Regions from separate parts of the Homo sapiens genome. Here all the other regions are linked to region 2. The links are chromatin contacts, found by Hi-C or POLR2A ChIA-PET in ENCODE. All regions are on one chromosome and are shown on one strand. The core of a region is the stretch at or near the end of the contact, and the rest is flanking DNA. Distances in the headings are between cores, read along the strand shown. Region 1 overlaps PHAX (phosphorylated adaptor for RNA export). Region 2 has its middle 56 kb from the start of ALDH7A1. Region 3 has its middle 17 kb from the start of SPMIP10. Region 4 overlaps GRAMD2B (GRAM domain containing 2B).

Region 1 (2,708 bases), core at 11-2,510, 76 kb before region 2:
GTTGGCCAGCCTGGTCTCAAACTCCTGACCTCAGGCGATCTGCCCGCCTCAGCCTCACAAAGTGCTAGGATTACAGGTGTGAGCCACCGCACCCACCATGAATATTCTATTAGATGTTAAAACACATCATAAACTCTAAATAATTAAAACAGTATGGTTCCAAAATAAAACTAGAATGATCAGTGAAGCAAAATAGAAAACCTAGAAAAAAAAGCCAAATATATATGGGTATTTAGTCTATGATACAGATACTATCTTAAATTGGAGAAGATAAATGTATTATTCAAGAATTGGCATTTGAGGCTGGGCGCAGTTGCTCACGCCTGTAATCCCAGCACTTTGGACGCCGAGGCGGGTGGATCACCTGAGGTCAGGAATTCAAGACTAGCCTGGTCAACAACATGGTGAAACCCTGTCTCTATCAAAAACACAAAAATTAGCTGGGCATGGTAGCACATATCTGTAATCCCAGCTACTTGGGAGGCTAAGGCAGGAGAATCACTTGAACCCAGGAGGTGGAGGTTGCAGTGAACCGAGACTGTGCCATTGCACTCTAGCCTGGACGACAAGAGCAAACCTCCATTTCATTTTTTTTTTTTTGAGACAAAGTCTCATGCAAACCTCTATTTCAAAAAAAAAAAAAAAAAAGTTGGTGGTTGAGCTACTGGGTAGCCACCATGGAAAATATTATGTTGGATTCACACCTCATGTCTTATACCAAGATATATTCCAAAGGGATCAAATATTTAAATGTATATATATAATAAATCAGATATATATACACACATACAGTGGCTTCTCAATAGTCATGGTAGTTACGTTTTATAAAGTTGCTGCAAACATTGAATTAGCAAATATTGAAACATTCCTTCTGAAAAATACAGGGTTAGGTTCCTGAAAGCCTCTGATAGACAACACTTTTGTCAACAGATCAGTATATAACCTTGTATGTATCTTGGTTTAAAGACACCTTATTGAAAACATATTGTTGATTCATTAACATTGAATTAGTGGCCAACAGCCTATAACTCATGCCTAAACGATGCTTATCTAACCATATTTTCTCTCTAACGCATGTCACAGTCTTCTTGCACTTAGAAACACTAGTTGGCACTACAGCACTACCCTTGGAGGGGCCATTTTAAACAGCAAAATCCCCAGAGGGGCGCAAAAAAAAAAAAAAAAAAGCACAGAATGTGAAAAAGATGGCACTAAAATAGACCTTGAAAAGAACACCTGTTTATAGTATGGAAGCTGAAACAAAGCAATGTTGCCCTGTTTGACCTCAGCTAAGCATGTGCATGTCGGACAACTCAAATTTTTTTAGACACTGCACATCTGTGAATGACTGTGAAACCACCACTAGTATTGATTTGAGGTTATGAATAACTTTTACCAGGTAGGCAAATTTGAAAATATAAAATCTACAAATAATGAGGATCGACTGAGCATGTATGTCATATACACATAGTCATATAAATTATGATATAACTATTCACTGGAATGCTAGCAACTGCAAAAAAGAATGAGGGGGCTCTCTACATACTTGATAAGGTTTCTAAGAGAAATTAAGTTAAAAAAAAAAAGCAAGGTATAGAATAGTATGCATAGTATATGACCATTTGTGTAAAAACAAGTGTGTTAGGGCCGGGTACGGTGGCTCACGCCTGTAATCCCAGCACTTTGGGAGGCCAAAGTGGGCAGATCATGAGGTCAGGAGTTTGAGACCAGCCTAACATGGTGAAACCTTGTTTCTATTAAAAATATAAAAATTAGCTGGGCGTGGTGGTGTGTGCCTGTAATCCCAGCTACTTCGGAGGCTGAGGCAGGAGAATCGCTTGAACCCGGGAGGCAGAGGTTGCAGTAAGCCGAGATCGCACCACTGCACTCTAGCCTGGGTGACAGAGCGAGACTCCATCTCAAAAAAAATAATGGGTGTTGGAGAGGAGTCTGGGTGGCTCAAGGATAGGTGTGGTCCGGGTAGCCTCTCACTACACACTCTTTTACTGATTTTTTATTGTGATAATAAAGACATGACAAAAAAATTTTGTCATCTTCACAATTTTTAAGTGTACAGTTCAGTAGTAAAGTATATTTACACGGTTATAAAACAGATCTCCAAAACTGTTTCATCTTGCAAATCTGAAACTCTGTACACATAAATTTCCCTTAGCCTCCTCCCTTTAGCCCTTGATACTCTTTCTTGTTTTACCATGTGAACTGGTTGCCTATTCAAATAACTGAATTTTTAAAAATAAGGAAATAGGTACATATACACACTTGTGGCCGGGTGCGGTGACTCACGGGTTGGGTGTTGGGTATTATACCCAACACTTTGGGAGGCCGAGACGGGTGGATCACTTGAGGTCAGGAGTTTGAGACCAGCCTGGCCAACATGGTGAAACCCTGTTTCTAATAAAAATACAAAATTAGCTGGACATGGTGGGATATGCCTGTAATCCCAGTTACTCAGAAGGCTGAGGGCAGGAGAATTGTTTGAATCTGGGAGGCAGAGGTTGCAGTGAGCTGAGATGGCAACACTGTACTCCACCCTGGGTGACAGAGCAAGACTGTCTCAAATATATGTTAATTGCAGAAAAAGTAGCAAAAACATGCGGTTAAAAGAAAAAATAGGCGGGGTACAATGGCTCACACCTGTAATCCTAGAGGCAGATGGATTGCTTGAGTGCCCAGGAGTTTGAGACCAG
Region 2 (2,700 bases), core at 15-2,514:
GGACCTAGCTAGGTAACAGGTAAAAATCAACTGTCTTGTGGAAACGCCACTGCTAGAATGAGTGAACTTCAACTGTTTTTAGGCTTTTTGTTTCTCAAAATTAAAACTGCAGGAAAGGACCAAGCAATTTGCCTAGCATGGATCATTTACCTTTAAGGTAATTTACCTGCCCCTTGGCAAGGGGAGAGCAAAGCACCTGGATTAATAGTCCTAATGCTGAAATCAAGGACAGATAATTCCCCTAAAAGAAATGAGAGTTGTTATCCTAGGTAAGAAACACAGATGCTGCTAAGCTTAAATAATCTATTTCCACTGTATGAGGATGCTGATAATATCTGTCCCATACAATTGTTAGGATTAAAGCGTAAAATTATAAAAGTTAACAGTGCCTGGTAAGTTCATGATAAGGGCTCAATAAATGTTGGGTACTGTTATTAAGATGTTTTCCACATTCGTTTTCAGCTTTTAATATTTTAATTATTTTCCTAAATAAAATTTAGAAACATTTTCCAGGTTTTTAAAAAATTTCTTTGGGATTTTTATTGGACTCAAATTTATAAGTTAGGAAGAACTAATATATAATACTTAGATCTTAAAAACATCAATGATACGTATTTTGATCAAATTTTTATGGTTCCTAGCAAAATTCTGCAGTTTATTTCATGCAACGTCTTAACAACTTTTGTGTTTATTCCTATATATTTTATGATTTCGGATTTTTTTTTTTAAGTCTCTGTTGCCCAGTCTGGAGTGCAGTGGTGCTATCTCAGCTGACTGCAACCTCTGCCTCCCGGGTTCAAGTGATTCTCATACCTCAGCTTCTGGAGTAGCTGGGATTACAGGTGCGCACCACCATGCCTGGCTAATTTTTGTATTTTTAGTAGAGACAGTGTTTTGCCATGTTGGCCAGGCTGCCTTGGCCTCCCAAAGTGCTGGGATTACAGGTGTGAGCCACCGTGCCCGGCTCAGTTGTTACGGTGAATGGGATTCCCCATCTTATGCATAAATTACTGCAGAGACCAGTTACTTCCTAAGGTAGATTAGGTTTGAAAATAGAAATATAGATCCAACAACTACTCAATGTTTGCTATTTGCTTGTTGAGAATCCTTACAGCCTGGCAATTCCAGGGTTATAGAAATCTGGCCCACATTCAGATATAATTGAATTGTCTTTACAGTGTTGACCTGTAGGTGTCACTGTTGGTCAAAGCAATCATCTGTTTAGCAGGGAAGTGAGTTGTGTTGACTTTGTATCCAGGAGGTCACCATGGAAAAGTTTTTGCAGTCAACAGACAATGCCCCACATTTATGAGCTGCTTTACTTTCCAGCACCATTGGTAACTTGCCTTTCCTACTGCCTATAATTGCAGGTTTGTATCTTTTAAGTTAAAAATGTGGCTGGACGTAATGGCTTATCCCTGTAATCCCAACATTTGGGGAGGCTGAGGAGGGAGGGTTGCTTGAGCCCAGAAATTTGAGACAAGCCTAGGCAACATAGTGAGACCCTGTCCTAACAAAACAAAACTTTTTTTAAAAAAATTTTCCATCCATTCTTCTTTCCCTGCAGTGAGCATATGTGTGAGGTTATTCCATTTTGAATAACTCCATGGGTCATTCGTTTTATTTACACTTAAATGATGCTTACTGTGTTCCAGGCACTTTTAAAAGCACTTGGCAAATATAAACCCATGGAATTCTCATAACCCTAGGAAATAGATACTATTATGATCTTCACTTTATTGATTTGGAAACTGAGGCACAGAGAGGTTGAGTAACTTTCCCCAAGTCACACAGCTGATAAATGATGGGGCTGAGATTTGAATCCAAGTAGCCTGGCCTCATAGTATTCTTGTGAATGTGAATAGTGTCCCTGAAATAGCAGAGTTCTTATTTGCTCACCTTCCCTGTCTGACTCTTAATTGTTGACTTTTCCTTTTTTTTGCAGTGTCTTTTATTGTGACATAATCGTAACTTAAAGAAAAGTTGCAAGTACATAGAACTTTTCCCCCTAAATTATTTGAGAATGTTGTTGATCTGATGCCCTGTTACTCCCAAATGCTTTAGTGTATATTTCCCACAGACAAGGACATTTTCCTGCATAACTACATTACAACCATCAAAATCAGAAAATTAGGATTGATGTGTGTATTAGTCTGTTCTCACAGTGCTATAAAGAACTACCTGAGACTGAGTAATTTATGAGAAAAGAGGTTTAATTGACTCACAGTTCCACAGGCTGTACGGGAGGTGTGGCTGGGGAGGCCTCACGAAACTTATCATGGCGGAAGGCGAAGGGAAGCAGGCATGGTCTTCACGTGGTCGGAGCCGGAGGAAGAAAGTGAGGGGGGAAGAGCTACACACTTTTTTTTTTTTTTTTTTTTTTTGAGACGGAGTCTCGCTCTGTCCTCCAGGATGGAGTCCAGTGGCGTGATCTCCGCTCAGTGGTGCGATCTCTGCTCACTGCAAGCTCCGCCTCCCCTCCCGGGTTCACGCCATTGTCCTGCCTCAGCTTCCCAAGTAGCTGGGACTACAGACGCGTGCCACCATGCCCGGCTAATTTTTTTGTACTTTTAGTAGAGACGAGGTTTCACCGTGTTAGCCACGATGGTCTGGATCTCTGACCTCGTGATCCACCCACCTTGGCCTCCCAAAGTGCTGGGATTACAGGCGTGAGCCACCGCGCCCGGCCGCGCTACACAC
Region 3 (2,718 bases), core at 146-2,645, 110 kb before region 2:
TCCTCTCTTCACAGCCATCCCTGGCTCTATTTATCAGGGTTTTATTTTTAACATTAGGTACTCCATTTTTCTTCCTGATAACTTTCACAGCACGATTAGATGCAAATGATATATTCAGATGTTTTCGTGGGGCCAGAACAAAGCACTGTGCATTGTTCAGTTCAACTCTTGTGTTCACCTTCTTTTTTTTCCCATTTAATTCTGGAAATGTACAAAAATTTTACTCTAATGAGCTCCTGGAGTGCAAGGTATCTGTTCATAGAGGGTGTAGCCCCTTTAGGATGCCCTGCAACATTCCCATTCCTCATTCCTAGGAAATCTGGTCTCAGTAATTACCTTGGATTTTGAATTCTAGTTGAGTGGTATAAACATAAGAAATACCTCAAAATTTTACTCGAAGACCTTGCTGGAAATTATTCTATTACCAGCTAAATTTACCTTTAGCCCTTTCAGTGGAAGGGAAAATAATGGAAATATTCTTTTTTTTTTGAGACAGAATTTTCCTCATTGCCCAGGTTAGAGTGCAATGGTGCAATCTCTGCTCACTGCAACCTCCACCTCCCGGGTTCAATCAATTCTCCTGCCTCAGCCTCCCGAGTAGCTGCGATTACAGATGTGTGTCACCATGCCTGGCTAATTTTGTATTTTTAGTAGACAGGGTTTCTCTATGTTGGTCAGGCTGTTCTCAAACTCCTGACCTCAGGTGATCCGTCCTCCTCAGCCTCCTAAAGTGCTGGGATTACTGGTGTGAGCCACCGTGCCTGGCCCTGGAAAGATTCTTAATAGACACAGAGTGCCGATACTGCTTCCTCTTAAAGAGAAGTGGCTTAATTGGCTCTGGTCTATTTTAGTGGTAAGGTAGTATTAGGGGATTATAAGAAGTAAAAATCTACTTATCCTAAATAGCTTTTAGAAATTCAGGACTACCAGCTTTTTGTTCCTTAAATGTATAAAATAACTCCTCTGTGAGGTACTCCCAGTTATTTCTCAAGTCTTGGACTGAATTGGGTTACAGAATGGCACAGTTATGTAAATTATAGCTCACTGTTTATCTCTTCTCATATACCTTTACTTAGGTTTCAGTACGTGCCAAATAAGAAGAGAGAATTAGTCTAGTATTTCTTCTAATTCTTTGGTCCGTACTTATGTTTTCTATGTTATGCGAGTCTGTGTGAAGAGAGTCCACCAACAGGCTTTGTGTGAGCAACAAGTCTGTTTATTTCACTTGGGTGTAAGTGGGCAGAGTCCGAAAAGAGAGTCAGTGTAAATATTGACACACAGTCCTTTTGCAAGGGTGAGGGCTCGAGTTAAGGCAATGAGTTTGGCTTGCTGAGAGGTAGTGGAGTGGGGCAGAGCGGTAGCCTCAACGATAGATGTGGAAGATACTATAGCATAGCCTGCCTTTGCTGGTGTGTGGCAATTAGGCCTGGTGGAATTGCCATCAATAAACCAAGTGTGATCAGGGTGAGGAACAGGAAAGAAGGAAATATGGGGAAATGGGGTGAATGCCAGGTGGATCAGAGAGATACAGTCATGGGGGTCAGGTGTGGTATCCGGAATAATGTGGGAGGCTGGATAGAAGTCCGGGCCAGGAACATGGTAATTGTGGGAGACTCAACAAAGAGTGAGTACAGCTGAAGAAGTGGGGTGGTGGCGCAGAAAGTATATGCATCAGGTGTGAGGAAGAAAATAGATTTTGAAAGTTATGAGAACTGTAGAGAGTGAGTTGAGCATAGTTTGTGATTTTGAGGGCCTCTAAAAGTATTAGAGCAGTAGCAGCTGCCGCATGCAGACATGAGGGCCGGCCTAAAACAGAAAGGTCAAGTTGTTTGGACTAAAAGGCTACAGGGGGCAGTCCCGGTGCTTCTGTAAGAATTCTGACCACATACTCTAGAGAACATGACTCTCTAGATGAACTTGAACTTGAATACAGGGCTTCTCTTCTCCCATTTCTAGTCAGAGGGCTATCCTCCCAGGAGGGGCAAGATGTCAGTATTTCTCATCCTTCCCCCTACCTGTTTCTCAGGCTAAGCACCAGGCAAGTGTGACCAAGAGGTGGGGACTGTCTTCTACCCTGCTTCAACCCATGGGATAGAAGCTCTCTACATTGCGCACATAGCCACCAAGAATATTGAGGCCCCAATTACACTTGCCCAGGTTGTAAGGTGGTGGTTCCATGCTGGGAGAAGCAAGATAAGAAGACCCAATTACACTGTCCTTCCATTCCAGTGAATGCTCAACTCCTGGAATAGGTGTGTCATGTGGAGAGATTTGTGCCTTTTTTTTTTTTCTTGGGATGGAGTTTCGCTGTTGTTTTCAGGATGGAGTGCAACTCCCAGGTTCAAGTGATTCTCCTGTCTCAGCCTCCTGAGTAGCTGGGAGTACAGGCTTGCACCACTAAGTTTGTATTTGCCCGGCTAAATTTGTATTTTTAGTAGAGATGGGGTTTCTCCATGTTGGTCAGGCTGGTCTCGACCTCCCGACCTCAGGTGATCCACCCGACTTGGCCTCCCAAAGTGCTGGGATTACAGGCATGAGCCACCATGCCTGGCCTATGTGCCTTTTTAAAAATCATCCCAAACTCCACAGCCATGGCTTGGAGATTTTGCCTGAGGGGAGAAGCAGGCCATAACACACCTAGCTCCTACTTTCTTCCCAGGGGACATGACTTTTTTGCAAAAGTGTTTGGAGAAGCTTAAGCCTAAGGGGCTCTCCAAC
Region 4 (2,720 bases), core at 13-2,512, 78 kb after region 2:
GGGGAAATGGAATGCTTCCTCAAGGCCTTTTGGAAACTTTTAAGTTACTGTCAATGAAGCTGAACCAGGCCACTTAGTAACTTTAAAGTTACGGTCAACGAAGCTGAACAGGTTTCATTTAAATCATGAAAATAAGGAAATCAGTTTTTATTTATTTTTTAACCAGAAGACAAAGCCCTGTTACGGACTTTGACTAAAAGAGTCAACTGAAAAAACAAACCAAAAAACCAATCCTCCTTTTTCAACAAATATTTACTGGACTTGTCCCTGTTGTCAGGGTGCTCAGAGCTTTGTAGATGAGACAGGTAAGTGAGCTGGCAGGTGTAAGTATCCACAGAAGCAGTAGAAAATGCTGGAGACACAGGACCAACCTTTACTTGGCCTTGGCAGGTTATTTCTCCTCCCATCTCCAACCCACTTTAAGCATCAGTTATGGTCCCTGCCTGAAAGGCTTTTAGTAGAAATTTCAAAGCAGTGAGACAGTCATGCTTATAACAACTAAACCTGACTTCACCTATTAGGGGAGAGCATTTTTATTTTTATTTATTTATTTTTTTGAGATGGAGTTTCACTCTTGTCACCCAGGCTGGAGTGCAATGGCGTGATCTCTGCTCACTACAGCCTCCACCTCCCAGGTTCAAGTGATTCTCCTGCCTCAGCCTCCCGTGTAGCTGGGATTACAGGTGCCTGCCACCATGTCTGGCTAATTTTTGTATTTTTAGTAGAGACGGGGTTTCGCTGTGTTGGCCAGGCTGGTCTCGAACTCCTGGCCTCAAGTGATCCACCTGCTTCGGCCTCCCAAAGTGCTGGGATTACAAAGCATAAACCACCATGCCCAGCCAGGGAACAGCATTTTTATTACTGGCTAGGACAATCTTGTTTCAATAAAACACTGCCACACACTGTTACACAATTTATACATACAAAAACAGGTTGTACAATCCCTATCAGCCATCTAATATTTGTCACTTCCCAGACATCATTAGTTTGATGATGACTTAAATTCTCATTTCACAATTTTTCAGAATTAGAACTCTTATGTGGAGTCAAGTATCATTCCTGCTGGAGATAGTCTCTGTGAGTTTCAGCTAAACTCAATACACCTTTCTCTTGTCACATCACTGGCCCTTTGCCGCTCCTGCTGGGAATGTATTGTATTCAGGCACATCACATGCAAGTCCAGGTAAATAAGTAGCTGAAGGTAGAAGCTATGATTCAGCTGTGTCTCAGGTGAAGGAAAACAAGTGTTTCACTGTGGTTCAGTCCAAGAAGGTGTGTTCCCTTCTAATTACAGTGATGAGTCCCTGTGTTTGAGTCTACCCACATGTTAATCTAAGCTAAAGGCATAAAAAAAATCACTAAGCTTCCTTATGGTAGTAGAAGTAGAGGTAGTTTTACATCTACAATTATTTTTTAAAAAGTCTCTGATCATTTTAAAGCCACAGTCTTGATCAACAAAGGTTTAGAAGTGTCTGAAGATAGGATATGTTTCATCAGAGGGTCTTCATAGAATAAATGCCTGGCAATGGGATTGCTGTGGTCATGGGTGGGTCTGTGAAAGTAGAGTGTTCCTGAAACTGTAGTGAAAACCATGTTGGCACCTGGATTCACCAAGATCTGGGGCCTCATAGACGCTTGTTTTTGGAGTGCTGCCTATTCAGTGGCTCCGTGGCTGGCAGACACAGGCCACGATACTTGGGAAGCAAAGAGTTGGGCTATAGAGATGGAAGAGGGCTGGACAGCAGCCATAGTACAAATAAAGAGAGGCCTCACAGTGACCAAAAGAAGGAAATAGAATGGAGTGCGGAAGTGCAGGAGTGAGCAATGGAGACAGGATGGCTGGGAAACCCTTTAGCTTTTCCAATTTCATAAACTCAGAATCTCCCAAACTAGATTTTTACAAGTCAAGAAGAATGATCTTCCATTTACAATTCTGATACATATATTTTTGTTTGGACAACTATAAATTTCATTTATCTGTCTACATATTTATTTCTGAATAGGCACTATAAGCATAAGTATAAAATTTAAAAGTTACAAATGGAAAAACAAATTTTCTTTTTACCCCTGTTTCATGGTGACCCAGTTTCTCTCCACAAAGGCACCTACTCTTCCCAGCAACTTGTGTGTCCTTCCTGGGAGAGACTGTGCGTATGTAAACGTGTGCATTTTTGAACCACAAATGATAGACAGCATGCTATTCTGCACCTTGCTTTTTTTTTAACTTATTTTATCTTGGTGTTCTTTCAGTACCCATAGATCTTCCTCATACTTTTTAATGACTGCATAAAGTTACATCGTAAGGATGAAATGTTATTTAACCAGTTCCTTACTGATGGGGCATGTAGGTATATTTCAGTCTTTTGCAAATACTAACAACATTGCAACAAATGTCCTTATATGTTTATTACATGTGTGAATAATTTTCTGGAAATGGAACTGCTGTGTCAAAAGGTATGATAGAAAAAATGTTACAGCTATTGCCAAATTGCCCTCGGTAGACATTTTGTGATGCATACCCAAATATTCAACAGTGTCTATATCTTCTCACTAATAAAGTGTTAGCCTTAAAAATATTTATATTTTGAAGTACCTAGCATAATAGCTGGCACACAAAATAACAATCATCATTTTAATCGTGACTAGCGCTAAACTTTTTGATCTTTGCAAATGTAAAAGGTTAAAAAATATTCCACTACAGTTTCATTTGCATTTTCTTC

Evidence for each region. Hi-C counts contacts between places; a loop is a spot of excess contacts on that map. ChIA-PET counts read pairs that join two places held with the same protein, here RNA polymerase II (POLR2A). Pooled maps may share reads with other maps.
Region 1: a loop to region 2 is called in a map of GM12878, with 2.7 times the contacts of the local background. The contact joins two enhancer-like sites. A Hi-C loop is called at or near these places in 16 of 168 maps with a recorded cell type or tissue (CD4-positive, alpha-beta T cell, CD4-positive, alpha-beta memory T cell, GM12878 and 12 more), 37 of 37 single-sample maps with no recorded cell type and 20 of 50 pooled maps. POLR2A ChIA-PET finds 5 or more read pairs at or near these places in 10 of 52 experiments (A549, GM10248, GM12878 and 7 more).
Region 3: a loop to region 2 is called in a map of K562, with 2.9 times the contacts of the local background. The contact joins two enhancer-like sites. A Hi-C loop is called at or near these places in 1 of 168 maps with a recorded cell type or tissue (K562), 1 of 37 single-sample maps with no recorded cell type and 5 of 50 pooled maps.
Region 4: a loop to region 2 is called in a pooled map, with 3 times the contacts of the local background. The contact joins two enhancer-like sites. A Hi-C loop is called at or near these places in 5 of 168 maps with a recorded cell type or tissue (CD4-positive, alpha-beta T cell, astrocyte of the cerebellum, mammary epithelial cell and 2 more), 3 of 37 single-sample maps with no recorded cell type and 9 of 50 pooled maps. POLR2A ChIA-PET finds 5 or more read pairs at or near these places in 5 of 52 experiments (BJ, WTC11, activated CD4-positive, alpha-beta T cell and 2 more).

Annotation. Positions count from the first base shown.
Region 1 is chr5:126,613,988-126,616,695 of GRCh38, reverse strand. The region is part of intron 3 of PHAX (phosphorylated adaptor for RNA export); the gene reads right to left. Among named protein-coding and RNA genes, the nearest start is that of PHAX, 14 kb to the right of the region's middle. Within about 2 kb of position 1,260, at least 2 of the 41 ENCODE cell types and tissues checked have a DNase peak (open chromatin) inside an H3K27ac peak, as active enhancers do.
Region 2 is chr5:126,537,840-126,540,539 of GRCh38, reverse strand. No RefSeq gene overlaps it. Among named protein-coding and RNA genes, the nearest start is that of ALDH7A1, 56 kb to the left of the region's middle. Within about 2 kb of position 1,264, at least 6 of the 41 ENCODE cell types and tissues checked have a DNase peak (open chromatin) inside an H3K27ac peak, as active enhancers do; they include mammary epithelial cell, where a contact is called at or near this core.
Region 3 is chr5:126,647,793-126,650,510 of GRCh38, reverse strand. No RefSeq gene overlaps it. Among named protein-coding and RNA genes, the nearest start is that of SPMIP10, 17 kb to the right of the region's middle. Within about 2 kb of position 1,395, at least 2 of the 41 ENCODE cell types and tissues checked have a DNase peak (open chromatin) inside an H3K27ac peak, as active enhancers do.
Region 4 is chr5:126,459,638-126,462,357 of GRCh38, reverse strand. All of the region lies in intron 1 of GRAMD2B (GRAM domain containing 2B), which reads right to left. Among named protein-coding and RNA genes, the nearest start is that of GRAMD2B, 38 kb to the right of the region's middle. Within about 2 kb of position 1,262, at least 6 of the 41 ENCODE cell types and tissues checked have a DNase peak (open chromatin) inside an H3K27ac peak, as active enhancers do; they include mammary epithelial cell, where a contact is called at or near this core.